Regions from separate parts of the Mus musculus genome. Here regions 1, 3 and 4 are each linked to region 2. A link is a loop called in an ENCODE intact Hi-C map of the cell type or tissue named here. Cell type or tissue: gastrocnemius. All regions are shown on one strand. Each heading gives the region's core, and the rest is flanking DNA. Links, peaks and the distances in the headings are about the cores only.

Evidence for each region. Hi-C counts contacts between places; a loop is a spot of excess contacts. Peaks named below come from ENCODE experiments on the same cell type or tissue, not always from the same donor. Only the 100,000 strongest peaks of a DNase experiment are listed, where the experiment ranks them.
Region 1: a loop joins it to region 2, with 3 times the contacts of the local background. A loop is called at or near these places in 11 of 42 quality-filtered maps.
Region 3: a loop joins it to region 2, with 6 times the contacts of the local background. A loop is called at or near these places in 28 of 42 quality-filtered maps.
Region 4: a loop joins it to region 2, with 2.5 times the contacts of the local background. A loop is called at or near these places in 3 of 42 quality-filtered maps.

Annotation. Positions count from the first base shown.
Region 1 is chr3:146,056,010-146,061,009 of GRCm38, forward strand. All of the region lies in intron 16 of Wdr63 (WD repeat domain 63), which reads right to left. Among named protein-coding and RNA genes, the nearest start is that of Gm35409, 22 kb to the left of the region's middle. In gastrocnemius, for the core only: a CTCF peak has its summit at 2,364 (motif pointing right); a DNase peak (open chromatin) is centred at 2,379; H3K4me3 peaks cover 356 bases.
Region 2 is chr3:145,933,990-145,941,730 of GRCm38, forward strand. It overlaps 2410004B18Rik (RIKEN cDNA 2410004B18 gene), which reads left to right and starts at 4,025. Exons shown (of 3, transcript NM_025555.5): 1 at 4,025-4,339; 2 at 4,909-5,107. The coding sequence starts at 4,070. Bcl10 (B cell leukemia/lymphoma 10) reads left to right here. Exons shown (of 3, transcript NM_009740.2): 3 at 1-377. In gastrocnemius, for the core only: no CTCF peak of the experiment used is centred there; DNase peaks (open chromatin) are centred at 3,999, 4,455 and 4,938; H3K4me3 peaks cover 2,639 bases; H3K27ac peaks cover 1,375 bases.
Region 3 is chr3:146,174,240-146,181,980 of GRCm38, forward strand. It overlaps Mcoln2 (mucolipin 2), which reads left to right. Exons shown (of 14, transcript NM_026656.5): 5 at 1,218-1,302; 6 at 1,418-1,514; 7 at 2,272-2,371; 8 at 5,920-6,032; 9 at 7,467-7,616. Among named protein-coding and RNA genes, the nearest start is that of Mcoln2, 28 kb to the left of the region's middle. In gastrocnemius, for the core only: a CTCF peak has its summit at 3,769; DNase peaks (open chromatin) are centred at 3,617, 3,858 and 4,867; H3K4me3 peaks cover 386 bases.
Region 4 is chr3:145,985,845-145,993,585 of GRCm38, forward strand. Syde2 (synapse defective 1, Rho GTPase, homolog 2 (C. elegans)) reads left to right here and starts at 2,026. Exons shown (of 7, transcript NM_001166064.1): 1 at 2,026-3,325. The coding sequence starts at 2,155. It overlaps Gm35352 (a long non-coding RNA gene), which reads right to left and starts at 1,651. Exons shown (of 3, transcript XR_376174.3): 1 at 1,528-1,651. In gastrocnemius, for the core only: a CTCF peak has its summit at 3,849; DNase peaks (open chromatin) are centred at 1,982 and 2,594; H3K4me3 peaks cover 3,831 bases; H3K27ac peaks cover 3,429 bases.

The DNA of each region.
Region 1 (5,000 bases), core at 1-5,000, 120 kb after region 2:
GAATGGAGAAAAAAGCAAATTAAATGACAAATATATTTAACGCCACGGTTTTCAAAGATAGGTTTCTCTCCCTAGGGGAATTTCTGTGGCTACACATAAAACAGGCTTTGTAATAAATGGATCGTATCCTGGGACTGGAGAGGTGGCTCTGTGCCTAAAAACACTTGCTACTCTTTCATAGCTCTTGGGCTTAGGTCCCAGCACCGCGTGGCACTTAACCACCATTTGTAACTCCGGGACCAGGTAAGTCAATGACTTCTTTCAGCTTCTGTGGACACCCAGCATACATGAGGTGCACATATATACACGCAATCAGGACACTCATATGCATAAAAAGGAATACATATTTAAAAACGGAATCATATTCTATATTAACCTGATGTGCCGCTCATTTATTCTCTTTGAGTCGGGTAAGGAGAAATTGAAGAGGGGAAGACAGGAGACACACAAATACTTAGGAAGGCACAGGCGTCAAAAAATAGTGGGGTGTTTAAAAAATCTGGGTGTGTATGTGCACGCACATGTGCACAGCAAGAGTGAAATCAGAGAATGACTTTAAGCATCTCTCTCCTTTAAGCATGTTAGTTCCAAGGATCAAGCTCAGGTCTTTGGGCTTGTGCTAGAAGCACTGTACCTGCCGAACCGTCTTGGTGGCTCAGTAAAACAGTTTCATGCTATGGAGTTGAAGAGATCAGAGGAAAATATTTCTATCTACTGTGTTTACTCTGACTTGAGTGGGATAGCCTTGGATATTTAATGACTTCAAAGCTATTATTATGCACCACAGAGCTTCAGTGTTGGTGTTAGTAATTTCTGCAATTAATTTTTATTGAACACTTACTACAAGCCAGGCATTAAATCGTGTATATTTCTCTATTAATGTATCTGCACAATGCTACCTCTGTTATCTTCTCACCTTTTCCCCCCAGACAGGATAGAGATAAGGTAAGGCATAAAGAGGCACAATCACTTATTTGGTCAAATAATAAACTAGATTTTAAAACACAGACCATCAACACCAGAATCCACTCTTAATCATTATGCTTAAAAAGTATATGGCAGTCTCTGAAGGCTGCTCTAAAAGAATTCGAAAGCTATTAGGCTAAAGCCTTCCTCACTAAAGCACATGCAGTTTTCTCATGGAGAGGTCGAGCTGGTGTCTACCTACAGCCCTCAGCCCTACTGACTGATTTTATGGTACTGGAAGATGCTCTGGATGCTACAAGAGGAGAAAGGTAAACACCAACCCAGCTACAAACCAGTCCACCAGTGATGCCCTGCCTGCACGCTGTGCTGGTGCGGTAGCAGCACAAATGTTGTGGTAGTAACCTGTCACTATCTGACTAGATTTAAGGTGGACCTCATGAGATGGAACCCGTGTCTGACGCTGCTTGATTGCCCAAGAACCCGAGACTAGATGGGCCAGGGACCTAGGGAGAAAACAAACACTACTGCTCTGCTAAAGGGACAAGATCACTCTTGATGACATTCCGCTCTCTCCATAGATCAGTGTCTTGCTCAGTCATCATCAGAGAAGCTTCCTCCTGCAGCAGGTGGGAACAAACGCAAAGACCCACCCTGGACAATGTGCAGAGTGTAAGGCTGTGGAACACTCAGTTCTGAGTGAGATTTCTCATTAAGTCCCAAGGAAGCGAGGTCTTCTACATACAGCAGGGCTGATACACGCGAGGAGTCATGGAGACTGTGGTAGCACACACAGGGACTGAAGAGGGCTAAGCCGGATGGGATCCCAGTGCGGACAAGGGAAGCAGACACAAGCTCCCATCCCCAACCCAGAAGCTATTTCCAATTGACAACTGCTCACAAGTGAAAAAAAAAAAGTTTTCTCCAACAGAGTGTTATTGGATATTTTGGAGACTTTTTTTTATGCGTTGTCTAGGTGGGTTTTTGTTTTTGTTTTGTGTTGTTTTGCTTTGCCTTTTGTTTATTTTGTTTTAACATTACAGGTCTTCTTATATGAGTTCATATTTTGTGTTTTTGTGGGATTTCTCTGTGTGTCTATGCCTGTATACCCCCCCCCACACACACACCAATACACACACCTTTAGCACCTTCTTTTTCTTGGTTGGTTTGTTTCCTAGTCTGGTTTGTTCTAGTTGGCTTTTGTTTTTAATGAGATAGGAAAGCAAGGGTGTGGATTTGGGTGGGTGTGGAGGTGGGGGGGGTATCTTGGAGGAGCTGGGGCACGGAAACCCATGATTATATTATATGAAGAATATTTTAATTAAAAAGTAATACACTTAGAACTTTAAAAAAATTACTAGATTATGTCCAGGGACCATGACCTATTTTGGATACTAAAATAATGGGGGTGGGGGGAAGTCCTTGGTCACTAGGTGGCGACAGAGTACCAGAAAAATGGGGCAGGTTCACCAGGCGCTGGTGATCCATGGTCCAAGGAATCCAGTCAATCAAATGTCCCAATCAATAGACAAAATGTCTTAGGGAAGTTATGTGTGCATTCTAATGAACAGATCCGAGACTGGCCAGAATGGGTGCTCGGCTGGCAGTGTGTCCAAACCTCAGGTGTCTAATAAAATTACTAAGGCTGGTTACTCACACAGGAGGCAGGAAGCCACAGATCTTTCTGAACCCATGGAGTTGCCTGCAGCATGAATTTCTGTATGGCCTGCTTGTGTTTTTGCTGGGAACATGTCTGCTCCTCCTATTTTGATTTATCCCAGATGCTTTTCTTTAAGAGTAATACGTAGGGGCTGGAGAGATGTCTCAGCAGTTAAGAACACCAAGTGCTCTTCCAGAGGTCCTGAGTTAAATTCCCAGCAATCACATGGTGGCTCACAACCATCTGTAACACCCTCTTCTTGTGTGTCTGAAGCGACAGTGTACTCATATAAATAAATAAATAAATCTTTTTTAAAAAGAGTAATATATAAAATCACGTTGTGCAAAAAGAAAATGTTTGGATGCTATGTTTTCATGTTTGACAACATAACGGTGTTCTATAAGCTGCTTATTTTAACGAGAGGCTTTTCCTTAAGTGCATGTAAATGTATTTTCTATCTGTCCCACCAGAATATTAGGTCTGTGAAAAGACTTATCTTCAAAAAATATTTTTGATTTTAAATTATGTGTGTTTGAGCATGTGCACATCCAAAAGAGAGCGAGAGTCCCTGGAGCTGGAGTCGGGGAGTTGTGAGCCACCTGACACGGGCGCTGTGAGCGGAACCAGGATCCTACAGAGGAGCGGTCAGTGCTCATGAGGCCTAAGCCACCTCTCCAGTCCCAAGACCTGTTTTTCCAATACTGTGTTCTTAGAGCCTAGGACCTTTGGGGGGAGTGTAAGAAATACGTGTTGACTGAATGTAGACTGCACATGGCAGCTTGCATGTGTGAGGCCCTAAGTTCACGAAAGAAAAAAAATTAAAGAAAGAGAAGGAAGGGTTTATGTGTCTAAAGACAGAACTGCAAAATCCTCGAAGCAGCCACTGAAGGGCAGTGAAGAGAACTAGACACGTGTGCGTCAACAGTCAGACGACCACACATCTTTCTTTCCCTAAGCAGTTGCTAGGACAAGGAGACTGAAATCCAGGAAGGAGCCTCCGCCATCTGTGGTTTCACTTTCTGCAGCTGATGTCAGCAAACAGCAAATGGAAAGTTCTAGAAATGAAGCACTTCTGAGTTTTGGGCTGTATGGCAGCCTCCTTAGAGCAGTGAGACCTGTGCTGTCTGCTTGGTTGCTGCTAGGGTATGGGTTGTCCAGGGAACGGCGCGTCCATGCTGCACACGCCACCTGCCCATTGTCAGCCGCTTAGATGCCTTGGTACTCAGACAGGCTTCCGTAGGACGCCGTGCTTGAGCTCGAGTGACAGCACTCCCCTCCTTCAACCCTCTCCCACCTTTAACTTATTAAAGGTCCCAGAGTCCTAAATCATGATGTTGGTGGTCTGGACGTGCTCAAGAGAGGCCGAGGAAACACTCTCGAGTGAAAAACCGGAAGCACAACCCAGGACTTCCAGTATACAGTCGTAATCCCGCATTTTATTAACAGGACTGTTAACTTCTTACTTTGTCTTGTTTATGAAATACATGTGTGCTTTTGGGGTTTGAACTGGGTATAGTAGGCGCTGGAACGCGTCCCTCACAGATGGGAGTATCCCTGCTTTGTTAGCTGATTGAGCCTTGTACACAGCTTCTTGAAGTCGAGGTCATGACCCCGCATCACATCTGAGCCCGTGATGGAGAAGACTCTGTGGTTCCTTTAAACTGTTTGTTTGGACACCAAGGGGAAACAAACGTGCTATGTTTTAAAAATGCCCCTAAATCTAGATTCCCCTTCTTTTCTCCAGCACAGGCCTAAATATTTCTTCTCCAGCTGGGCATTACCTACATTTAAAAAAAATGTGTGTGCATGTGTGTGTGTGTGCGTGTGTGTGCGTGCTGCCTTGTCTCACCTCAGTGGAAGAGGATGTGCCTAGCCTTGCAGAGATTTGAAGTGCCACAGTGGGGGGATACCTGGTGGTGGTGGGGGGTAAGAACCGGCCCAGAGGAGAAGGCAAGGGAGGAATGGGGGAAGGATTGTGGGAGGGAGTGACTGGGAGTGGGGCAGTGAGTGGGATATAAAGTGAATGAATAAAAAGAATGTTTTTAAAATTTAATTTAAAAAAACCACTTTTTTTCTTAGATGTCCTTTTGTTTAACCAAACCTTGGAAATTTTACAACAGAAATCTTTGGAGGCAAGGCAAGAATCTGACAATACTTCAATTATTACTTAGTTTTATGAATTTTTGAGTGTGCTTTGCTCTCCAGTTGAACACTCAGCAATCCTTTCCTTTGAGGGGTTTGAGAGCTTGGGTGTACCCTTCAATCACATTCCAAAGGAACACGGATTTTCTTTTTCTTTTTTCCATTCAGTTTGATTTATCATGGCATTGTGAAACTATCAATTAGAAGTTTTAACTTATGGAAATTTGTTTCTTTGTGTTTCATACTGCATTATGTTATGCCTGAGATAAACTTC
Region 2 (7,741 bases), core at 1,635-6,634:
CGTTTGTTCTGGCTCCGAGAGCGCTGACATGTGAAGCATGGTGAGCAGCGAGGGAACTGACAGGATGTGGCCGTGGCCAGTGTGGCTTTAGTGTTTGCATCAGGCAGCCACCAGCTCCATCCGTGTTCTTACTGCTTTACAAAGTTTGACTAACTTTACACATTTTAAAAATGCTGATTGTCTTCGTTTAAATTATAATTTTACCTATTTCTTGACATCTAACTCCTATTCATTTCTATTATTTAAAAATTAAGAAATGAAAATTTGCTATTAACAATAAAGTTTTTTTAATGTAGTGATGTGTCTGAGTCAGAAATTCAAAATGTCTGATTTTCAAATGTCTAACGCTTTTTAATATACTGGTTTTAAAAAGAAAATATTTCAGAGTTAAATGTGGTTGTACATGTGTGTGAGTCTGCACTTAGGGGTTGAAGCCAAAGCCCATGAGTTTGCGGCCAGCCGTGGTTATGGAGTGAGTCCAGGTTGGCCAGTGTCTGAGTTAGGGTCTTACTGCTGTGAACAGACACCACGACCAAGGCAACTCTTATAAGGACAACATTTAATTGGGGCTGGCTTACAGGTTCAGAGGTTCAGCCCATTATCATCAAGGCAGGAACATGGCAGCATCCAGGCAGGCATGGGGCTGGAGGAGCTGAGAGTTCCACATCTTCCTCTGAAGGCTGCTAGCAGAATACTGACTTCCAGGCAGCTAGGGTGAGGGTCTTAAAGCCCACCACACCCACAGTGACACACCTACTCCAACAAGGCCACACCCTGGGCCAAGTTTATATAAACCTTCACAGCCAGAGTACACAGTCATCAAGACTGTCTGTAAAAGTGGCAGGGAGGGAAGAGGGAGAACAGGGGAGTATAGAGCGAGGGGCTGGCTTGACTCGGTAGCATATAATTTGTTGTAAGTTAGTGGACCCAGTAGTTAAAAAGTGACTTTTCAGGAATATCAGATTAACACAGCATAAAAACTCCACAGCCGCTTTTGTATTGCCTTTTTCTAAAGTCCTGCTTTTTGTACGTTGTGGGCTTAACAGAAAAACCGAGCGTAAGTAATTAAGTACCAGTTCCTTACGGTCTCCCGTACTTCTAATATTGATGACAACTTGTTATAGCCTATGAACCAATGTTGTTATTAACCAAAGTCCATATTGGGTCCTCCATTACATAACTTGAAAGTTTTAGAAATGTATAATACTGCATAACCAAGTAACTTATTTTCACTGCCTTAAAAATATAATCTTTCAACCTCCCTCCTGTCTCAACCCTAGCAACTCTTCTTTAGACATTTTCTAGAATGTCTCATTGTTGGGGCATAAAGATGGAGGCCTCCTCAGGCGGTTTCTGGGGTTCCTCTACGAAGAGGGTCATCCTTAGCATAGTCCTGCAAGGTCCAACAGGCCAGGGGAGTGGCTGTCAGGAAGTTAGGTTGGCTCTTTGTTTTGTTTTTTTAGTTTTTGTTTACATTTTCACTTGTTTTAATAAATAACTCTGTGTGTGTGTGTGTGTGTGTGTATGTCTGTGTCTGTGTCTGTGTAGTACATGTGTGAGCATGTTAGTGTGTGTGCCTATGTATGGAGTCCAGAGGCTGCTGTCTGTTGTCTTACTTGGTTGCTCTCCATCTTACTGTTTGAGACAGTGACTTGCTCAGCCTAGACTTCACCATTTGGCTAGACGGGCGGCTCCTGGGATTCCCCCTAGCTCTGCGTCCCCAGGCCCTAGGGTTTCAAATGAACCACTACACCAACTTTTATATGGGTGTTGGGAACCCACACTCACAGGGGAGTCCTGTGTGTGCAGTAGGCACCTTACTGAGCCACCTTGTAGCCCTTGATGAAACTTTTTGAGTTTAATTTTCTTTTCAAGGTCAGAACTTTTATTTAAGTCCCATCACTACAGACAACCAACCAGTTTATCCCAGCCCATGTTACCTTTAGTTAATCTGCCCTTTATTAATAATTAATACAGGTCCATTGTAGACAGCTTACATCTTTTATAGTGGGACTTTCTCAGATCCACCAATAGTATAAATAAGGACATGAGACTTCTAATATAGCTTAAAGCTTAGGCCTTTTCCTAGGGCAGTCTCCCGCTAGTTCATCTGACTTAACCTGACACTTGCCGACAACCTGCCACTTGGCTCATGCTGTGCCCTTCTCCCTGTGGTCCCCTTTCTGTACCTACTCTGCAGTCTCCAGTCTCCTCTCTTACCCTTCCTTATTCTCTCTCGAGTTTAGCTTTTGTAAAAAATAAAAAATTTTTGTTACTTTAGTTTTTAGGAACCCATTGCTATTTCTTGCCAAATATTCTTTTTGTTTTCTTTTTAAGATTTATTTATTTTAAGCCAGGCAGTAGTGACACACACCTTTAAACCCAGCACTTGGGAGGCAGAGGCAGGTGGATTGCTGAGTTCGAAGCCAGCCTGGTCTACAGAGTGAGTTCCAGGACAGCCAGGACTGCACAGAGAAACCCTGTCTCGAAAAAAAATATTTATTTTATGTAGATGAGTATAATGTAGCTGTCTTCAGACACCAGAGGAGGGTATCAGATCCCATTGCAGATGGTTGTGAGCCACCATGTGGTTGCTGGGAATTGAACTCAGGACCTCTGGAAGAGCAGTCAGTGCTCTTAACCCCTGAGCCATCTCTCCAGCTCTCAAGTTTAAATTTTTAATGCTAGAGATTCTTTACCCCATCTAAGAGCCTTCTGCCAGCCCAGCATCTTGATGCTACTCTAAAGTTTCCTGGACATCCTGGGGTTTCACTTGTCCATGTACCTTCCCTATGGTTTTTCCCCAAACTCATTATATAAACAAGCACGGCCACGGGTGTCGGAGCCTTGTACATTCACCCCATTTCCACCACGCGCTGAGATTACAAATACACACCACCATGCCCAGTTTATATGGGTGCTGGTACTGGAACCCAGTACCAGGCAGCGAGCTCTGCCTCCTGAGCTGCACTGATTTGGTTCATGTTTCCGGAGGGTAACCGGAAGCTCTGAATGAGGACTCCTCTGGACCGCTCCTCGCCCATCTTCCCTTGGTTGGACTTATGCTATATTTGCTGCAGTAAACTGTAGCTATATACACGTGGTTACTCAGCTTTCAGCGGGTTCTACAATTTTGTCACATTACCAGGCTGGAGGGTGCGTGAGGGGACCCTGAATTTGCTAATGATGTCAGATCTGAGGATGATTTGGGTAACCCAGGACTTTGTACTTTGGGAACAATTGTATCTCTGTCAAGTCTAGGTACTTGGACGGAAGGAAGTTTTTCTAGAAACACTCAGACCTATTATCTCAGAAATTACAACCCAGCAATATTCCTTGATGTACTCCAGGGACGGTCACCAAAATAAATACTAGGAATATAAACCTGAACAAGGCAGTCTAGCCCGTTCCATTACCAGACTTCGTATTTTTCTGTAGAATTTAGCAGATAAGAATCAGACCAAATGGCAAGTTATTAATGACTATGTCACCTCTGACCAGGCATTTTTAACTGGGATCTAAATATTTACAATGGTACCAACTTGGGGTGGGGGGCTGTAAAATTTCACCATTGACCTCTAGTTTGTGGCAATACTCCGGTCTCATCTTCTCAAGTGCTGGGGTTAGAAGTGTGCGCCCCCACCCCCTGCTTGCTTGTTCTTACTGTTTGGTAGACAACGTCTCCTGCACTGTATTAGCTGTTAAGAAAGGACTTACATGCACCTCGCTGGCCCTCAAATTTGCCTAGGATTATAGGTATGCATGTTTGGTTTTTCTCTGCTTTAAATTACAAGCCCAGAGTGTGACTGTGGCCACTGATTTCCCTCCGGGTATCCTAAGGCTCCCGCTGCTTTTTCCCAGAGATCCTTAAGAAAAAACAAATAAATAACTTGCTTGAGGGCTGTGGAATCCCCGCCTCCAGCATCCTTCCAATCTCCGCCCATGAGTAGGAGCGCGGCTCCGCCGCTAGGGGGCGCAAATGGATAACTCGCCAGCCTGGGGGGCGGGATCAGCCGTGGCTTCCGGCTTCCGGCTTCCGGCCGAGAGAGGGTGGGAACCCGCGGCCGTCATGGCAGCCGAAGAGAAGGACCCGTTGAGCTACTTCGCGGCTTACGGGAGCAGCAGCTCCGACTCGTCGGATGAGAACAGCGAGCCGGAAGACGCGGGTCGCAAGGAGGCGGCCTCGGCTCCGACGACGGGCGGCCGCGGGAAGCAGGCGGAGAAGCGGCTGCCCGGCCCGGACGAGCTGTTCCGCAGCGTGACCCGCCCGGCCTTCCTCTACAACCCGCTCAACAAGCAGATCGACTGGGAGCGGCATGTGGTGAAAGCGCCGGAGGAGGTGAGATCCCCGGCCCCGCGGCCGCCCCGGGGCCCGACGCCCGCTTGCCCCTCCGCCCGCTCGCCCACCCCCGGCTCGCACTCAGCCCGCGCCGCGCCGCGCGTCCCCACGGCCCCGGGAGCCCGGGGGGTGTCAGCCCGGGCCCGCCCCTCCGCGCTCGGGGGTCCCAGCCGGGCGACGACTAACGGTGGTGACTCCCCGCCCCCCGCTGCAGCTTCTCCCCGAGACCCCTTCCCTTTGACGCCGAAGTGCCTGCGCTGCTGCCTCCAAGACAGCGTCTCTGCTGCAGCCTCCTGAAGGGGTCAGCCTGGCCGTAGTATCTGGGACTGCATCCTCCTTTGGTAACTAAAAGTTATTAGCTTTATTTATCCAGGGAACCCTTTGACTTTTTCACCTAACAGTGTTGTGATGTTGATGGAAAAAAAAAAGTGTCTTTTAAGCCTAAAGGATTTTAAAAAAGAAAGAAAGAGGAAAGTCAGCCAGAATGATGAGCAGGGAGGTGCATGCGCTCGTATCCATCGCGGGAACCTCGGTTCGTCACAGGGTTTCTTAATGTGCTTACTCGACAGCCTCCAAAGGAGTTCAAGATCTGGAAGTCCAACTGCGTGCCGCCCCCAGAGACCTACACTACTGAGAAGAAGCCGCCGCCGCCAGAGCTGGACATGGCGATCAAATGGTCGAATATCTATGAAGACAATGGAGACGATGCCCCACAGAACGCCAAGAAAGCCAGGCTTCTGCCTGAAGGGGAGGAGACAGTGGAATCAGGTAAGAGAGAGGAGTGTTGTTGTTTAAGATTTCAGCACTCAGAAAGAAGAAAATCCTTCCGGACAAGGTTTACAGCCTAGTGAGTTGGAAGGCTTGCCCAGAAATTGTCTTTGGATGCTAACGGTCTTTCGATCGTTCGGGTTTTTTGTTTTGTTTTGGGGGGAGACAAGGTCTATGTAACCTGAATGTTCTCGGAACTCATTATGTAGACCAGTCTCTTGAGTGAGGCCAGCCCAGCCTGTCTGTGCCTCAGTATCTCAGTGCTAGGACTGAAGGTGTGTGCCAGCAACCCACGTTTCCGCTCCGTTTGTAAGGATTCTGCCTGAAAGTAGTCTCAGAGGTCTCTGGGTATGATGCCTTATTAGAGCGGCGGGTGTGAACTCGCTCGCGGGTCCTTGTCCTGCATTTGTGACCCACTGAAGGCTTCGCTTCTGTTGAGACAGCAGTGCTTCAGCTAATCAGGGTTGCAGCGTGAAGCAGCTGTGTAGGAGCAGGCCTGGAGTGGTTTGATTTCCTTGCCTTGTTGGTAATCTCGTTTCTGTCGTGCCTAGACTGCTGCAGTAATCTCTTCCTGCAAATCTCTGTCTCCAACTGTAGCTAGTAGTGAGCTTCTACAGTTGATATCTGATTGTGTAACTGGCTTGCCCCCGAACCTCTACAAACTGAAGAGAGCTGGAGAGTTGTGTGACCCGTTCGGTCCCCCTCACCACCGTCATTTTGGGGCTCCATCCCAGCATTTTTATCTTGAAACTCAGACCTGGGTGGACCACACTGGGATGGGTTCTTGCTTTGGTGGGTATTGCCAATAGTCTGGACCGAATGCTTTAAACTCTTGGCTGGTAAAGCCATTCATCTTACAGAAACCAAAGTGGAAATTTTTCTAGTATTTCCTCTCCTTTACCTGGGATGTGCTAGTGCTGCTAACTTAGTTGTGTGTGGCTGCTTTTCACAAGGCCTTCTGCAATACAGTTTGTCAGGCAGCAAGCTCTGATCTGGTCCTGTGTGTGGCCTAGGTTACTCTAGTACATTGTGAGCACTCAGAGGCTGGCTGTTAGACTGAGCTCAGCGTTTTAGACTGTCGTTCTGAAAGCCGTTTGCTTTTTTGTTAAACAAATTTCTGATCTTCCAATACAAGGGCCAACCATAGAGAGAGATGTTTAAGAGAAGGGCTGCTACTGGCAGGAGTCTACACGCACTCTTTTGATCTGTTTGGCAAGGCAGCATCTGACATAGCTGAAGATGACCTTGAACCCCTGTTCCCCTGCCTTTACCTCCCTGGCACTGGGATTATAGGTATATACTATGTCCAGGTTTGGGCTGGTTTTTTTTTTTAAGATCTTTAATAAAGTGTGAATTTTAATACATTATTATATGGTACTTTGATTAAAAGATATTTTTGAATAAAGTAATCCTTATAGAGTCCTACAAAACTAGAACAGGTAAATATAAAAATGAAAGCTTAAGACTTACCCAAGGTCACAGTAAATACTTTTAATATTCTTAGCAAACTGACACAATAGTTACTCATAGTTGCTTATCAGTCTTGCAGATTAGAATACAGTCTGACATGAAGGAATTTGCCTACGTGCACACCATTAGGAACTGACAAATTAAGACTTAAGTTCAACCTTGAAATAGGATTTGTGTCTTGTTAAGCTGAGGTTGCTTCCTCCCTGTTTCACTGGTTAAGAACTAACCATTCTTCTCCGGGACCAGAGTTGACATCCGGGTTGTCGCAGTCTAGTGCTCTTACATCTCTGTCCCTTGAGGATAAAGACCAAGGAAGCAAGAATCCTCTGTTTTTAATTTTTGGGTTCAATTATCAGAAATTCAAATAAATGGCAAAAGCACCCATATTACCATAGCGAGTTCTATCCTTTTGGTTGAAAAGTGAATGTTAGCAGTGGAAAAGGACAAAAAGAACTCGTTTTTTTCTGGTTTAAAGCCACATGGCATGACTCAAAAGTCACCTGAGTGAGGCTGAGGATGTAGCACAGTCTTACAGGGCTGTCCTCACACGCCTGAGGACCTGGGTTTGATCCCAGGATCTACCTACAAATGCTGATGTAGTGATGCCTGCTTATCATCCTGATCCCAGGGAGGCAGAGGCAGGAGAACCTTTGGGGCCTGAAGGCCAGCCTGTCTAACAATTGGTAAATGCCAGACAGAAGAGAAACCTTGTCTCAGGAAGTAAGTGGGGTTTCAGGGGTGGCACGCACATTAAAAATAGATAAATATTAAATTGTTAATTTGGACTTGTGTGTTGGTTACTGAATATAACTCTTGTAATAAATAGCCCCCCTCCTTTTTTGAAATTGGGTCTGACACTATGTAGCCAGATGGCCGTGAACTTCCGATCCTCTTGCCCCTGCCTCTCAAACTGAGATCACACGTCTGTACCACCCTCTATTCTGTGCTCCTAGATGTTGAACCTAGGGTTTTCTGTGTGCTAGGCGAACACTCGACCTACTCAGCCACATCCTCAGCCAGTGCACACTCCCGTGCCATAGGAAGTTGCTGAAAATATTAATTTGCCTGACATTTCCTCTTTGTACACATGTGAACGTGGAGACCAGAGGACCACCCTGGGTGTCAGCCTTATCTTCTACCTTGTTTGACTTTTTCTCTGCCATT
Region 3 (7,741 bases), core at 1,394-6,393, 240 kb after region 2:
CACTTATCTGTGAGTTGGATCTGAGGCTAGCCCAGCAAATGAGCTGGCTACATAGGCAGTCGTTGGCATTGAGCACATGGGAGGATTATTCTCTCAGTAGCTCAGGGGAAAGTCAAGGAGCTTCCTCCGGTGTGTAAGATTAACCCATGCGTGGTTACTCATTAGCAGGCTTCTGCCAATGTATGCAAGAAAAGGAACCTAAAATCAAGAAGAAGAAGGGTCAGTCTCGGCTCCGGATGGAGAGGCAAGAATGGGTGGGTCTAAATCTTGATAGACAGCAAATGCTTGTGCAACCATACGAAAGTTTCTTGACTTCTGTGCTTTGGTTTATTTACCTATAACATGCCATCAGTTTGCATTGAGGATTAAAGAGCACAATTCATTAACCAGATAACATACGTGGCCACAGCACTTTGCCTGTAACACGCTGTTTCATGGAATCGTCTGTTCAGTTCTGTGCCCTGTGTTTGGCCCAGCATAGCACATTTTTATTAAGCCCGTTATACTTAAAGTATGACTTAAGCTAGGAGTTCATGTTATGAGAGCAGAGAGATCCAGAGAACCCATGGGAAGCCAGCTTGCTCTAGGTCCAGACCTCTCCATACTAGAGACAGCAGAGCAGAGCAGCGTGGATGTCACACAGTTCCACGACCAGGTCTCCATGACCTTGCTAGTGCTTACCTCTGGATCTCCTCGTTGTCCTGTGAAGCAATGATACAGGGCCACGCTGTTCAGAGGCTAATCTTTATGGGTGGGCTCTGTAGTCCTGCCTGGCTTGGAACTTGCTATGTGAACCAAGACAAGGCTAACCTGGAACTCACAGAGTTCCTGCCCCTCTCTCCCGAACGCCTCCATCTGTTCTCTCCTGAACGCTACAATATAGAGGAGAAGAACTTCCTCTGCCGGGCATTTTTGTTTAATCACAACTGCAGCTGGGGAAGAAACATTGTATCCCAGAGCATCGTAGCAGGAGGCATCTGAAGCCTGCTTCTGTTCGAGACTGACAATGTTAACGTGGTCCCTGGGTGAAAGCGGCACCTGCCGGCTTCTCTACTGAAGGGTGACCGTGCTCCATGTGGTAATTAGTTGATATTTTCTGACAGCCGTTTTGAGGCGTTCCTAGGGTCCTGCTTCTCATCACATGGCTGCTGGACTCATTTCAGCATCAGACTCTGGCCAGGAGTGACCATTCCCTGTCTGTCTGTCCGTTGCTCTAGACTGCATTCACCTGGACCTTCAGGTGCTCACCACGGAACCCGAGGACTGGGCACAGACATCTTTCTTCAGGCTGGATTTTTATCGGTAAACACAATGTCAAGTCTCAATACCCAGGAGAGGAGGCCTGGGGCGGTGGGCGGGGGCACGGACACTAGGATAGTGACGCTGACAGTTGTACCTTTTACTGTATTTTATTTAGGCTCGTGCAAGTTGATATCTCCTTTGCCCTCAAAGGAATTGACCTACAGGCAGTTCATTCCCGAGAGATACCGGACTGTTACCTCTTTCAGAATACGGCAAGTGTTTTTGTGTGATGTCAGCCTCTGTTTCACTCCCTGCAACTTTGTAGTGGAGGGTAAGCCCTTCAGCTACAGATGTTAGATACTGTTGTACTGGAAACTGCTTCAGTGATGGTGTGGTACCCATCTAGAGACTGTTCCCTGTGAAGATGGATCCAACCCTTTCCAACTCTCTAAAACCCTATTCTTGGGCTGGGAAGGTGGCTTGATACATAAAACATGGGGATATGAGTTCAAATCCCCAGCACCCACAGAAAACTTTCATCCTTTATGCTATAGTTTTTTAATCATTAAAAAATATATAACTAAATTCTCCCAGTTAGCTTCGGCTGTCAGCCTGACATAGCCCATGGTGTCCTGAGGGTGTGTCCACTGAAGGACTACCCAGATCAGACTGGCCAGTGAACATCTCAGTGGGGCATCTTCTTGGCTACTGATTGATGCAGGAGAGGCTCTTCTATCCTTGGACAATGGGTCCTGGGCTGGACCAAGAAGCAGGCTGAATGAAAGCTGTCAGCAAGCCAGTAAGCAGGACTTCCTCTGGGGCGTGTTCTCCAGTTCCTGCTGGAGTTGACCAGAGTTTTACCACAGTAACAGCAGCTGGACCAGAACCCACGTGCAGAGGCATTTTCATCCCTGTGATCTCTGTATCAGAGTTCTATCTGGGTACTGATGACTTTTGTAAGTAGTTGACCTGACAACCCCCACCCCACCCCGCCTCGTTGGACTATAACCTCTTTGTTTCTGTCTCTAGATTACCTTCGACAACACAGCCCACAGTGGGAAAATCAAAATCTATCTCAACAGCGAGGCCAACATCGAAGAGTGTAAAAACATGAACATATCTGGGTCTAGTAAGTGTACCGTTCAGCCTGTTGTCTGTGGGTTAGAGGAGGTTTGGGGGGCTTAGGGAACCCACGTGATTCGTATGGAAGGTGGTGGGGAAAACGTTTCAGAAAAACAGTTCAAACGCTAGTCCTGAGCGAGTGGTCCAAGTCAGCAAGTGTTTATTGTTTCTTGAGTCAGTGGTTTACGCAGTTCGCCTTTGCAGCAAGATGGCCTGGGTTTGCATTCTGGTTCTGTGAGCCACGGCTGGAGGCTTGGACCTATTGCTTGGCCTCTCTGTCTTAGCAGTTTTCTCTACAAAGCAAGAGCAATGGCTGTACTTATTGAGGGGGTTGGTGCCGAATGCTGGGAGCAGAAGTCATCAGAGTTGCTCCGCAACTCATCAGCGAGGAGAGGCCTTAGGGAGGGACATCTATGTGACCAGATCCTTGGGGTGCTATGGGTAGCCATAGCCAGGGAAGTATGGAAGGTCTGAGTAGGAAGGGAAATGATCATTTTGACCGAGCTCAGTGGGAATCCTGAATTCTCGGAGGAGGTATGTTCTGATCCAAGCCTTGGACAAAGGAGAAGAGTGGAGACCTCAGGGTGCATCTTGAATAAACACGGGGACATCTCCTCCGTCACCCGATGGTCCACATGCTTAAATAGCCTTGTTGAGCTAGCGATGACATCATGTACTGTAATCTCAGCTATGCAGGAAGAAACTGGGAGATTTTGACTTCAAGACCAGCCTAAACCACTTTGTGGGGGAGGGTGTTCCTGTCTCAAAAGAGGAGTGTAAGATATGTGCATCCTGCTTTGATTATTAGTGGTCAGGGCGATGTCTCTGAGTGTGGTGAACTGGCAAGCTCCGTTTACACGAACTCACTTGGGCCAGATGACCAGAAAGACAAATATGAGTCACGTGGTTTTTTATTCCAACAGGTGACTCATTCCTTTTCAGCTGTACAACGGCTGATGATTTCGAAGTTTTCTCTTTTTTTTTCTAGCTTTGGTTTCAGTCATTCCTCTAAAGGAAGCACACAGATTGGGTTCCTGATAAAATGGATTTTCTATTTCGCAGCAGATACTCAAAGACCAGCACCATCAAGGCAGTCCTCAGGTCCAAGTAAAGGCTGAAGCTATGTCTTGGTGGTGTGGGGGAACGTAACCTTTGCCATATATAAACTGTGATTTGCAATAGTCACTGTGAGACTGGACGTGTGCCTCATGGCTCCCCAATGATCCTCTCACCACGCATGCCAGAACGGAAGAGCTCTTGCTCCCCCCTGTGGCCAACAGAGAGAAGCAGACCTAAAATGTGATTCTTACGGCCATGTCTTAGAAACTCGACCTTATCACTAGGAAGACATGAATTTAAAATAAATCAAGGGGTTTTAAAAATCATTAAAAATATGAGGTTTAGAAACCAGTTTAGAAGATGGGTTGTGCTGCCTCTTCCATTTGAAGCCGTGGACTGAGAAGCTCTGCCTAAGAGAGGCCAGAGGCGCCACCTGGTGGGCACTGGCCGCTGTTGTCCAAGTATTCTGATGCTCTCTTCTCACCCAGCTTCCCAGCTGCTGCTTGCTTCCTCTTGGCGTTATCTACAATTATCCACATCTCCTCAAAGCAAAAACCGGTAATGTCCACGTTCACAGACATCTGCTTCCCAAGGAGCCTTCTCTGAGTGCGCTTCTGCTCTCCAGAACTTATATTTTATATACTATAGTTTATAGCCAGCCACACGAGGCTTTAGAAGAATGGGGTGGGCAGGGCTCCCTCTGATGGAGATGTAATGGTATATATTTATTGCAGAGCTGACAGTTAGTAAGCTTGGATAGCCCGAGTCAGAGTTCCTTAGGCAGATGGTGGGAGAGCGTCTGTGCACATCAGGTATCTGGGAGGGTGGAGTGAGTGGGGTGTGCCATTACTCAGAGTGGCAGGACATATTTCTGAACCAGTGTTTTCCAAACTCAGATTTGGAAGAGCTTTCTGAAATGCAATATGGCTTCAGTGGGGTAAGCAATCTATGGCTGCTGGATGTTCCCAACACTTGGGAAGCTGAGGCAGGAGAATTCCCACTACTTCACATTCAGCATAGGTTGCTGTGTTCGTTACTTTTTTGTTGTTGCTGAGATAAAACACCATGACCAAGGTGACCTAGAGAAGGAAGAATTTATTGGGGCTTACAGGATGAAAGTCCATCATGACAGGTAGACGTGGCAGCAGACCATAGACATGGAGACCTAAGCTGAGGGCTCACACCTTAACCTACAACCAAGAAGCAGAGAGAGGAGGAGTCGGGGGAGAAGGTGGTGGAGGGGAAAAGAGGGAGGCTGTGAGATGATGTCTTCTAGGCAAGCCACAGCCATTTCAAACACATTTCGTCCTCAGACTCAGCAGTTTCGAGTCAAAGGCCTTCCCTGGGAATGCATAAGACCAGGCGGGTCGACAGTCAGACAAGAGTGGAGGAGGGGCTCAGGGGACCTACGGCACACTGAGGAGCTGTACGCAACACAGATTCAGTGAGGCAGAAACCACTGCGTTCTGGTGGCTTCCCGTTCGTGACCCCACCAGGCTCCAACCCTCCGGGCTCCGACACAATGTTCTGGCCAACGGTCACACAGATGGGTCACAAACCAGATCACGAATCTGAGTGGGGGGGGGACTAGGTATTGATAAGAAAGAGAGAGAGAGATGAGAGGACAGGGCATGAGGTTAGAGTACGTTATATAAACATATCAAGCTGTCAAGCAGCAGAATTAATCAATAAAAAGAAAAATCTGAAACTTGACCCCTAAAACAAATCATGTGAGCAGGTGTGTGTGAAGTACGGCTCTGGCCAAATGCAAGTGTGTGTGGCTTGTGGATGGTCCCCTAGGCAGGAACAGAGACAAGGGAGACCGATCCAGTCATAGTGAGGCCGGGGAGAGCAGCAGCCACAATGTGGGGCCATGTAGTCTAAGAGCAGCTACACTTACAGATCAGCCTCTCTTGTCCCGTCCCCCCCGCAACCCCCACCCCCGCACTGTACGTTCCAAACACTCATTCGCTCGCTCGCTCACTCACTCACTCACTCCTCAGTCCCTGAGTTCCTTTCTTGGTGTTGACACACAGGAAAGGCATCTCAGACTGGCTTCTGGCAGGACGGTGTACCTTGAAACAGAGGAGCACAAGTGGGACCTCTCAGTGTGGCATTTAACTTTGCTCTCTTAATTGATAAGGGGAACTCATTGTCTGTGTTGCTGTGTGAAGCAACGCAGGCCATGGTGGCCTCTTCTGAATGGAGCCCAACGGGATTGCATTCTGTTGGATTCTGTTCTGCAGTAAATATTTATAAAGAGCTTAAGTGCGTTGATTAACACCGCCTACGTTTGTAAGTGCACGGCCCTTCCCTCCAGGGTGTGTTGGCTTGTCTGTGGAGTGCGGTATGCTGTTGCTTCTGATGGTTGCCGCTTTAACAAGAGAAAGGGGTCTTTCCCTTGAATTTCCCTTCAGACTACCATTTGCTGAAAAGACTACTCTCCACAATGTGTGCGAGGCGTACTTCCCATTTGTACTCTGCCTTGCTCTGCAGCTCAGAGAAGCACTCACTACCTCCTGGTGTTTGATGTGTTCGTCATTATGATCTGCCTGGCATCCCTTATCCTGTGCACGAGATCCATTGTTCTTGCTCTGAGGCTGAGGAAGGTAAGAGAGAAACTCCCCTGTCTCCCTCCACTCAGCCAACAGCCTGCATTTGTCTAAATCAAGGGAATAAAATGGCAGCATCCAGGCAGGCATGGTACAGGAGGAGCCAAGTGTTCTACATCTTCATCTTAAGGCTGCTAGCAGAATACTGACTTCCAGGCAGCTAGGATCCTTATCCTAGGGTCTTAAAGCCCACACTCACAGGGCCACACCTAATCCAACAGGGCCACACCTATTCCAACATGGCCACGCCCACTCCAACATGGCCACACCCACTCCAACATGGCCACACCTACTCCAACCTGGACACACCTACTCCAACCTGGACACACCTACTCCATCAGGGCTATACCCTCTAATAGTGCCACTCCCTGGGCTTAAAGTTGAGCTAACAACTACAGGTATTTGTGGTGATCTCTCAAGCGTTTAGAGGTTTCCAGAATGAAGATTTTATTTCAGGGATGACCCTAAGAGCATGCGTGGGTTGCATCATTTTCTGTCTTCAAGTCAGAATTCACTTTGAGGAGGAGGCAAATGGGTTATAATGAAACACAAATAATTAGATTTGATTTCTTGAATAGTTTCATTGTAATTTTTTTTTTTTTTGGCTGTTTAAGTATGTTTTCTCAGGAGTGTGTACTGACTTCAGCTTACTGTGTGTGTTATTCTGGCGTGAGGTGGGAATCTAGGGTCCCACTGGGGTCAGGGGAAACAGGAAGACACTGAAATACTTCAGAGCAGGAAATGGCTCATGTTCTATTTCCTTTGATCTCGACTTCCACTTTGACTTTAAATTATTATTTTTTTTGAGATTTATATATTTTAATTTTGTGTGTCTGAGTGTTTTGCATGCATGCGTGTCTGCACACCATGTACATGCGGTGCCCCCAGAGGCCAGGAGAGGGCAGCAGATCTCCTGAAACTGGAGCTACAGACAGTTGTGAGCTGACCCCAGGTCCTCTGGAAGAACAGCCAGTGTTCTCAAGCAGACATCTCTCCAGACCCTTGGCTTTCACTTTGTAAACATCTACTTCATATCTGCCTTCCAGGCCTCTGGATATTCTGTATCCAAGGTTGAAGTCCCTCTCTGCCAAGTTCAGGGACAGCATTGGGGACACAGTACCCTCATCTGGACCACAAGAGGATCCTAGTTCAAGGGGTTGCCATCAATCAGCTTAAATGAGGGCATAGTTTGCAGTATTTGGAACACAGTCTGTGTTAGTGTTCTTGGAAGGACAGCATAGGTGCTCAGGGTTTGGGTTAATCTAGCAGATGTTCAAATGCTTGCTTACACGGGAGTAGACAACTCCACTCGGCTGTGGCACCGCGTCTCCCTGTGAGGTGGATCTGCCAGCTCGGAATTGTTTGCTCTTGTCTTCTGCCTCCGGAGGTCAGTGTGACTTGTAAGACGTCTTTTTTACATGTTTGCCGTAGAGATTTCTAAACTTCTTCCTGGAGAAGTACAAACAGCGCGTGTGTGGCGCTGACCAGTGGGAATTCGTCAACGGATGGTACGTCCTGGTCACTATCAGCGACCTCATGACAATAATTGGATCCATATTGAAGATGGAAATCAAAGCCAAGGTCAGTGACATCTAGAACCTTATATTGTCCCGGATGACCTCAGGTCATCCTGTAAGACATGGAGTCTTTCTGGGGAATCTTTCTGGGGACTAGCCTGCTTCTTGTGTTTTCTCTTTTCTGTCACC
Region 4 (7,741 bases), core at 1,664-6,663, 52 kb after region 2:
GCTGCTTCTTGTCTATAACACTGCTGTCAACTAAGAAGCTTCCTCATGTAGTGTTTAGGATGCTGGGTTTACCCCAATACAACAAGGGATTATAGTTTCTGTCCTTAGGAAGTGGGTCAATTTTGAATTTTTTAAATAAAAGATACAAAACATGCATACGAATTATGTAAAACAAAAAAAATACCTGAAACAATCTGTTCCAACAAATATATGATAAAGATTTGTGTGTTTATACATGTGTGTGGTGTATATGCATGGTATATGTGTAGCATGTGTATATGTGTGGTGTGTTTGTGTAGTGTACTTGTGCATGGTGTGTGTGTGGTATATATGTGTTTGTGTGTATATGCATGCATGTGTGTTGTGTGTGGTGTATGTGTGGTGTGTGTGGTGTATGTGGTGTGTGTGTGTGGTATATATGTGTGTGTGTGTGGTATATGTGTGGCATGCAGGGTATATGTGTTTTGAATGTGTGCTGTGTAGTGATAAGGACTCTTGAAGTTTGGTAGAACCTGAGACCTAGTCTGTGTGGGAGCTGACTCCATGGTGAAGAGGAGGATGGGTAGGTAGCCCTTCAGCCTCCCCTCTGCATTCCTGTGTTTTGGAGTGAGTCTCAGGTCACAAAGCAATGGCTCCTCACCTCCAGGGTGTGGGTCTTGATACAATTGACTCAAATCTTTAGGCTTGAAAGCTTTGCCTTCACCTGAGGGGCACTCCTGTCAGTTTCTTTGTTCCTTTGTTTAGCTTTTTGAGAGAGGGCCTCAGGCTGTCCTCCTACTGCCTCCATCTTAAGCCTCCTTCCACAAGCAAGTATACCACCACACCAAGCCTAGCACAGGGAAGATTACACGCATACAGATACAGGGGGATGACTCCAAAGGCAGAGAGCCAGGCGCTAACAAACGGCACAGATCCAAGTGAGCTGAGAGGATGGAGCGTTTAGGCACAGAAAGCAGCTGGGCTTACATGGAGGACCATACTGGAATAAGTAAGGACCATTCACTCAACTACCACTTTTGGAGGACTTGAGTACCTACTAAGTGCAAGCATGTGCTAGATATTTGTGCGGTATGAGTGGCTCAAAGGTCATTCCCAATGCATAACAACCAAAAAGTATAGCTGAAATCAGAGATGATGGCAACACTGATTCTTATCGATCAGTGCCAGGCCAGGCAGGGTTTGGTATTGAGAGTAGGTATTTCCAAATTTCACCCTTTCTCTATTTCGACCCAGTGAACACTGAATTTCAGTTAGCATTTTTACATTTAAAAGCTGTAAACTAGCGCTTTTAGTTTGGTAGTTGTACCCGGGGCTCTTATCTGTGGTTCCATTTAACAAGTTTTGTTTGATCTAGGGATTAACGTTGGATGAGAAGGTATCATTTTTACAGAAGGAGAAACAGATTTGAAAAAGAGGGAACCGAAGTGATCTAGTACATAAAGGACTTTTTTTAAAAATTCCTTATTGAATAGGATTTGCTACAGATTTCTTTTTTATTGTTTATTTTTACGTGCATGGTTGTTTTACCTGCACCTATGACGGTTTACAACACGCATGCCGGGTGCCAGCGGAGGCCAGAAGAGGGCTTCGGAACCCCTGACACTGGAGTCCTACACCAGAGCAGCCAGCGATCCTTACAACCGAGCGACCTCTCTAGCCCCGCAAATTCCTTTCCAACAGTTCCGGGGAGCAGGGAACCGATCAGAACATCTTGGGGACAACGCTCCTGTGAGATACACCTGCACTCGCACTTGGTCGGTCCAAACAGTCTTTGTTACTCTCAAGCTAGGACTTGCTGCACCGGAGCCCCGCCTCGCGCAGGGGGCAGCGGGGAGGGGCCGGGGCGGTTGGCGGGGTGGCAGCCCGACCCGCTCCACCTTTCCCTCTCTGCAGCCGCGCAGGCCCCGCCCCCGGAGCGCCCACCTCGGGAACGCCGCGTGTTGGCCCGCGCGCCCCGTCGCGGCTCTAGTTCCGGGGCATGCGCGCTGCGGCGCCCGCGCCCCCCTCTACCGACCCGCCGCTGCCGAGTTATGCCAAGTATGTGAGGAGCTGGCGAGGACCGGCCGTGGTCATGGAGAGCCGCCGCCTCCGCCCGCGCGGGACTCGGAGCCCGCCCCGCGCCCCGGGCGAGCCGGGCTGCTGAGGGCGGCGCTCATGGCGGAGCCCCTGCGGAGGACGCTCGGCCGGCTCCGAGAGCGGCACGCTCCCGGCGCGCTCGGGCTGCACGCGGACTCCGTGGCGGCCTCGCTCTCCGAGGGACGCTCGCCGCCCCACGAGCTCGCGGGCCCCGGTATGGAGCGGCCCGCATGGGGGACCGAGCAGCCGGGCGCGCGGGTGCCATGGTCTCGCGGGGCGCAGGAGGCCGCCGCTCTGGGCCGCGCGCTTGCTCGCGCCTCCCCAGGCGCCTGGGGCAGCGGCGACGACGACGGGGAGGACGAGGGCGCCGACTACTACGAGAACCTGCCGGCGGGCTGCGCGCCCGAGGGGGCGGAGGCGCTGCGGGCCTCGCCTTCCCGAGCGCCGGGCTCCTCCCCGGGGATGGAGGGCGGCCGCCTGGAGACGGGCAGGCTGCAGACCCAGTTGCGAGAGGCCTATTATCTGCTGATCCAGGCCATGCACGACCTACCCCCTGACTCGGGCACGCGGCGGGGCGGACCCGCGGGAGCCCGGGCTCAGGGCCAGCAGCCGCCTCTCCCCCGCGGCGCAGCCGTGCGCCCAGCCTGCAGCCTCCGAGGCGGCGACCGCCCTCCGCAGCAGGTGTCCCCGCCCCGGTCGCCTCCGACGGAGTCGAGAGAGGGACGGCCTCCCAGTCCTCGGATACAACTGTCCAGTTGCAGAAGTCTCGAGAGCCTCCGCGTGAGCCGGCGGCCGCCTCTGCTCCAGCGGTGGGCGAGCGACAGCTGCATCAGGTGCGGTGCGCACCGGGACAGGGACGAGCCCCAGCCACGTGGAGGTGGGATGGACGGCTGGAGCCCGGGCAGCCACAGGGCTGCTACGTCCGCCGCTCTCCTGCCTCCCATCTGCCATGACCCCAGCGGGTCCTCGGGACGACCCTTTAAGGATCCTGTGGGGACCTCTGTGATATCCAGCAGCCAAGAGGACCATCCGGAGGATCTTCCCCTCAAGCCACCTGCGGTGACTGTCAAGAAACTGCAGAAGTGGATGTACAAAGGACGTCTGCTGTCCCTGGGGATGAAGGGTCGCGATCGCGGGACAGCACCCAAAGTTCCCGGAGCGCAGACAACCTCTCCAAATTTGGGCAGTTGGAAAGTGCATGAAAACCACGTCCTCTCGGTGACAACGGACCAAAGAATCACACTGACAGGTAGGACACTTTGCAGTCAATATGCTAAGCAGCGCCCTGAGCCTCTAGTGTGGTGGTTTTCAGCCTTTCTGATGCTGTGACCCTTGAATCTAGTTCCTCATGTTTGGTGCCCCCGACCATAAAATTATGTTCGTTGCTACTTCATAACTGTAATTTTGCCACTGTTATGAGACGTCATGCAAATATCTGTGTTTTCCAATGGTCTTAGGCGACCCCAGTGAAAAATTAGTTCAGTCACCACAGGGGTCGAGACCCTCAGGTTGAGAACCACTGGTGTACTGTTTCCCGAGTGGGCTTCTGCGGGTCTCGGGTCGCTGCTAATGTCATACATTAAATCTTGTGGTCTTTGCGCCCCCTCCCTTCCCCTCCTCCCTCTCTCCTGCTTCCTGCTTTTTCCTTCTTTCCCTTTTCGGATTTTTTGTTTTTCTCTTCTCCAAGAGTCAGCGTGCTCCCTCCCTTAGGACAACAGTGAATGAAGGTTTTAAGTCCTTTACATGCATTTAATGTAGGTTTTGATGCGGGAGGAGGGGGGCGCTATTTTAATTTTTTTCTTTTCTTTTCTGTAGCTCTAGGCAAACTCAAAGACTTGGGAAGTTTGTGAGTCTGAATTCGATCCAAGGTAGAATTTTATAGGCTTCATAAACTGTCATTTTACTTATTAGGCTGTTTTTCTTCTCACCCAGGCACCGCACATACTTGAGCTTAGACATTCACGTGAGCACGCGCTCTCTCGGGCTCTCTCTCTCTCTCTCTCTCTCTCTCTCTCTCTCTCTCTTAATCCAAAGCTAGGATTTCGTTCTCTTGTAGAACACCTATGATACTGGTTTGTAAAGAAAGTAAATGTCACTCAGGGCCAAGTGCAAGCACCTAAGTCCACTTGAAAACTTAGAAAACACTATTTATAGTAGAAAAAAAATTTTTTAAGTCTGGTTGTCCTTATATAGTATGCAAAATCTTTGGTTTGCTATGTGCATGTTTTTAAATTCTCAGAGGGTCTAGTTTTAGAAATCTCTGAATTTTGTTGTAAATATCAAAATTCTCTGGTGAATCAAAACCATGTGGCATCTTGACACCCCCTTAAAGACAGAAACTTTCAGTGAGGAGTTTTAAAAATAGTTAAGTGCTGGAAGAATTTGAGGGTTTCCTGGAAGAATACACACCCAGCCCAGCTGTGGTGGCCCAGGCCTTTCATCCTAGCACTCTGGAGGCAGAGACAGGTGCATCTCTGCAAGTTCAAGGCCAGTGTGGCCTACAGAGTAAGACCCTGTTTTTTTTTTAAAAAAGGGAAAAAAAGATCACATGTCTCTCTGAATTACTGCACAGTAACTTGAAATTATAAACACAAATGTGGGGAGAAATCCAAGTTCTAACTAAAATATGATTTTATATGATTTATAGACATTATACATTAAACAATAGATTCTAATTCTATTTCACCTGAATAAAGAGATAGTAGACAAGTCTTTGTGAAGAGAGATGCACTTTTCCAAGCTCACATCAAAATCTACTACTACTACTACTACTACTGCTTTCCCCCAGATCTAAAGTACTTGTAATAAAAAGTCTTACATTCACAGCCTTTAAGTTCCTTTAACTCTGTATGATAAATTTCACTGATAACAGAACTATGTAAAAACATTCACCATCGAATTACTTTAGTGATCCTGCAGATATTCGGGGAGTTAAATATTTTTCTTCATAGGATGAATTTGTTGCTCCTTCCATTTGACTTTATTTATTTATTTTTTTTTTTAATTTTTTTTTTTTTAAAGATTTATTTATTTATTATATGTAAGTACACTGTAGCTGTCTTCAGACACACCAGAAGAGGGTGTCAGATCTCGTTACGGATGGTTGTGAGCCACCATGTGGTTGCTGGGATTTGAACTCTGGACCTTCAGAAGAGCAGTCGGGTGCTCTAACCCACTGAGCCATCTCACCAGCCCTCCATTTGACTTTAAATCTGGAAGTGATAATAACTGAAAAAGAAATGAAAACCACGCATTGCAACCTCTGCCGCAGCCTTTTATGAGACATCTACCCTGAAGCTGCTGCAGTCCCCTCCCTAAGCCTGGCCCTCCTGGCTTCCTTTCCCATCACACATTAACTCCTCAGCATCCGGGCATGACAGAATAGCGTTTAGGTATCTCAGGATGTGCATAGTTACGCCAGCTCTCGGTGCGCGGGTCCTAGACTGTTCTGGATTCATCCACAGGTTTTACTCCTCTCCCGTCTCCACCCGAGACGAGGCCGCTGTCGTTCAGCAGCAGAGGAACCTGGAGGTTAAGGAGTCTGACCTTAGTAAGAGACTGATCTTAGTTAAGAGTCTATGCTTAGCAGGGTCAAGACCTGGGTTTGGGTCAGGTCCACTCAACACACAAAAGAGAATAAAGTGGAAAAATTGCAGCTTTTTTTTTTTTGAAAAAGTATAGTCTATTTTGAGCAGCATGTTCTTAGTTGTACAAAAGACGGTAAGTATTTTATATCACATTTTCTCTATATATTCATATGGATAGTTTCTTTACAAATGAAAGTACAAGTCAGAATCCATGGTAGATATGTGATGGCATAGAGACACCTCATCTGAGCATTTTAAAAATGTGTGGAGACGATCATGACAAATGCAAACTACAGTGGTTTTCAGTTTTGATTTCCGGCTCCCACCAGGAACCATTACACCTGTGATGGCGTTAGAGAGCCTGCAGCCTGATGGACTGACGTGTGTTGCAGCATTCACAGATTGGCCAATTTGTTCTAATTGAGACAATTATTTAAGAAATCCTAAGTCATTACACTTGGTAAATATTGTCAAGTTTCTGCAAGCCGTAGGATGATGAAGGGGCCGCAGTTCATTTGCCAGCTGTACTTCATTATAAGTCTTTATTTGAAAAGTCCTAATTAGCACGTGATTTTTAGAAATGTATTTTGGAGCACCAGTTGGTCTCTGTTGGCTGTTCATTGTGTGAAAAGTGTACTTTAGTCTCTTTGACTCCACTCCTGCTTCTGTGAAAGAAGACACTTAGTATAGTTAACTGTCAATGATTTACCTAAAAATTTTAAGGTGGTTTTAATTAGATGGCATGAATTTGTTGATGTTGTTTTTGTAGCCAGTGCTGGTCTTGAACTACAGACCTGTGCATGGCCGTGCGGTGCAAGGGGTCAAGCCCAGGGCTTTATGTACACTGGGCAAGCACTGTATCCACTGAGCCACATTCCCAGGTCCCAGCTTGCATGATCTTTTCTTGTTTGTTGGTGTGGGTTTTGGAGATAGAGTTTCTCTACATAGTCCTGGAGCTTACCCAGGTCTGCCCGCCTCCTGAGTGAGTGCTGGGGTTAAAGGCTCCTGCCTCCATTAGGCCCCGCCTCCACCCCTCCCCCTTTCCCATATTCTCCCCTTCCCCTTCTCTCTCTCTCTCTCTCTCCCTCTCTCTCTCTCTCTCATTTTATGTGTGTGCCACCAGCATGCCCGGCCCACACAGTTAGAGATGGTTGTTAGCTGCCATGTAGGGGGCTGGGAATAGAACCTGGGTCCTTTAGAAGAGCAGAGCGTCCTTTTAAACGCTCAACCATCTTAAGTGAGGTTGATAGGGTGATACAGATTCCTGTCTGTATCTTTTTTGAAGCATTTGAAACTCTGGTTTCATTATCTTTTTTTTTTTTTTTGGACGGGGGGTGGGGGAGGCCCTGCTCTGCCAGCACCTCCAACCTTCGTGAACGGTTTCTGACAGTCTTCTGGCTTTAAATCCTGTGCTGAGACAGTTCGGCCTTCCGGCCTTTGGAAGCAAGTGCAGCTTTTTTTGTTTTGTTGTTTTGGAAGAGTGCCACGGAACATTGGAGTTGCTGGTGGCTGGAAAACTTTGAGAATTACAAAATCAGCAGAAAGTCGTGTTGTGCTGGTTTGGAAGGTCTGTGCTTCTGGATCAGAGAGTCCCCGGTCCAAGAGGTGGTGTCCGCTTGTCCTTTGAGAACGCCTTGGGCTGTTTTCAGGCCCTTGGGGAAGAAGTGTTCTTCACTGTTGGAGAAGGATGCTTTTCAAACCATGTGCATATGGGTTCCTGGAAAACCTCCTTAAAGTGCAGATTGAGAAGGTTGGACAGGACCCTGGGAGTCTGCGTCTTCACAGGCTTTCAGGAGATAAGGTGCTGTTTGGAAGGCCACACTTTAGTAAGGACCTGAAGTTCTCCTGACCCTCTGCTTAGGAAAGACGTCCTTACTTAATACTTGATTCTTAAACTGACCCCAGTTAAGGCAAAGCACAGAGCATTCTCTGTTTCAATCTTGTATAGATAGTGCTTGCAATATATGAGTACACTGTAGTTGTCTTCAGACACACCAGAAGAGGGCATCAGATCCCATTACAGATGGTTGTGAGCTACCATGTGGTTGCTGGGAATTGAACTCAGGACCTCTGGAAGA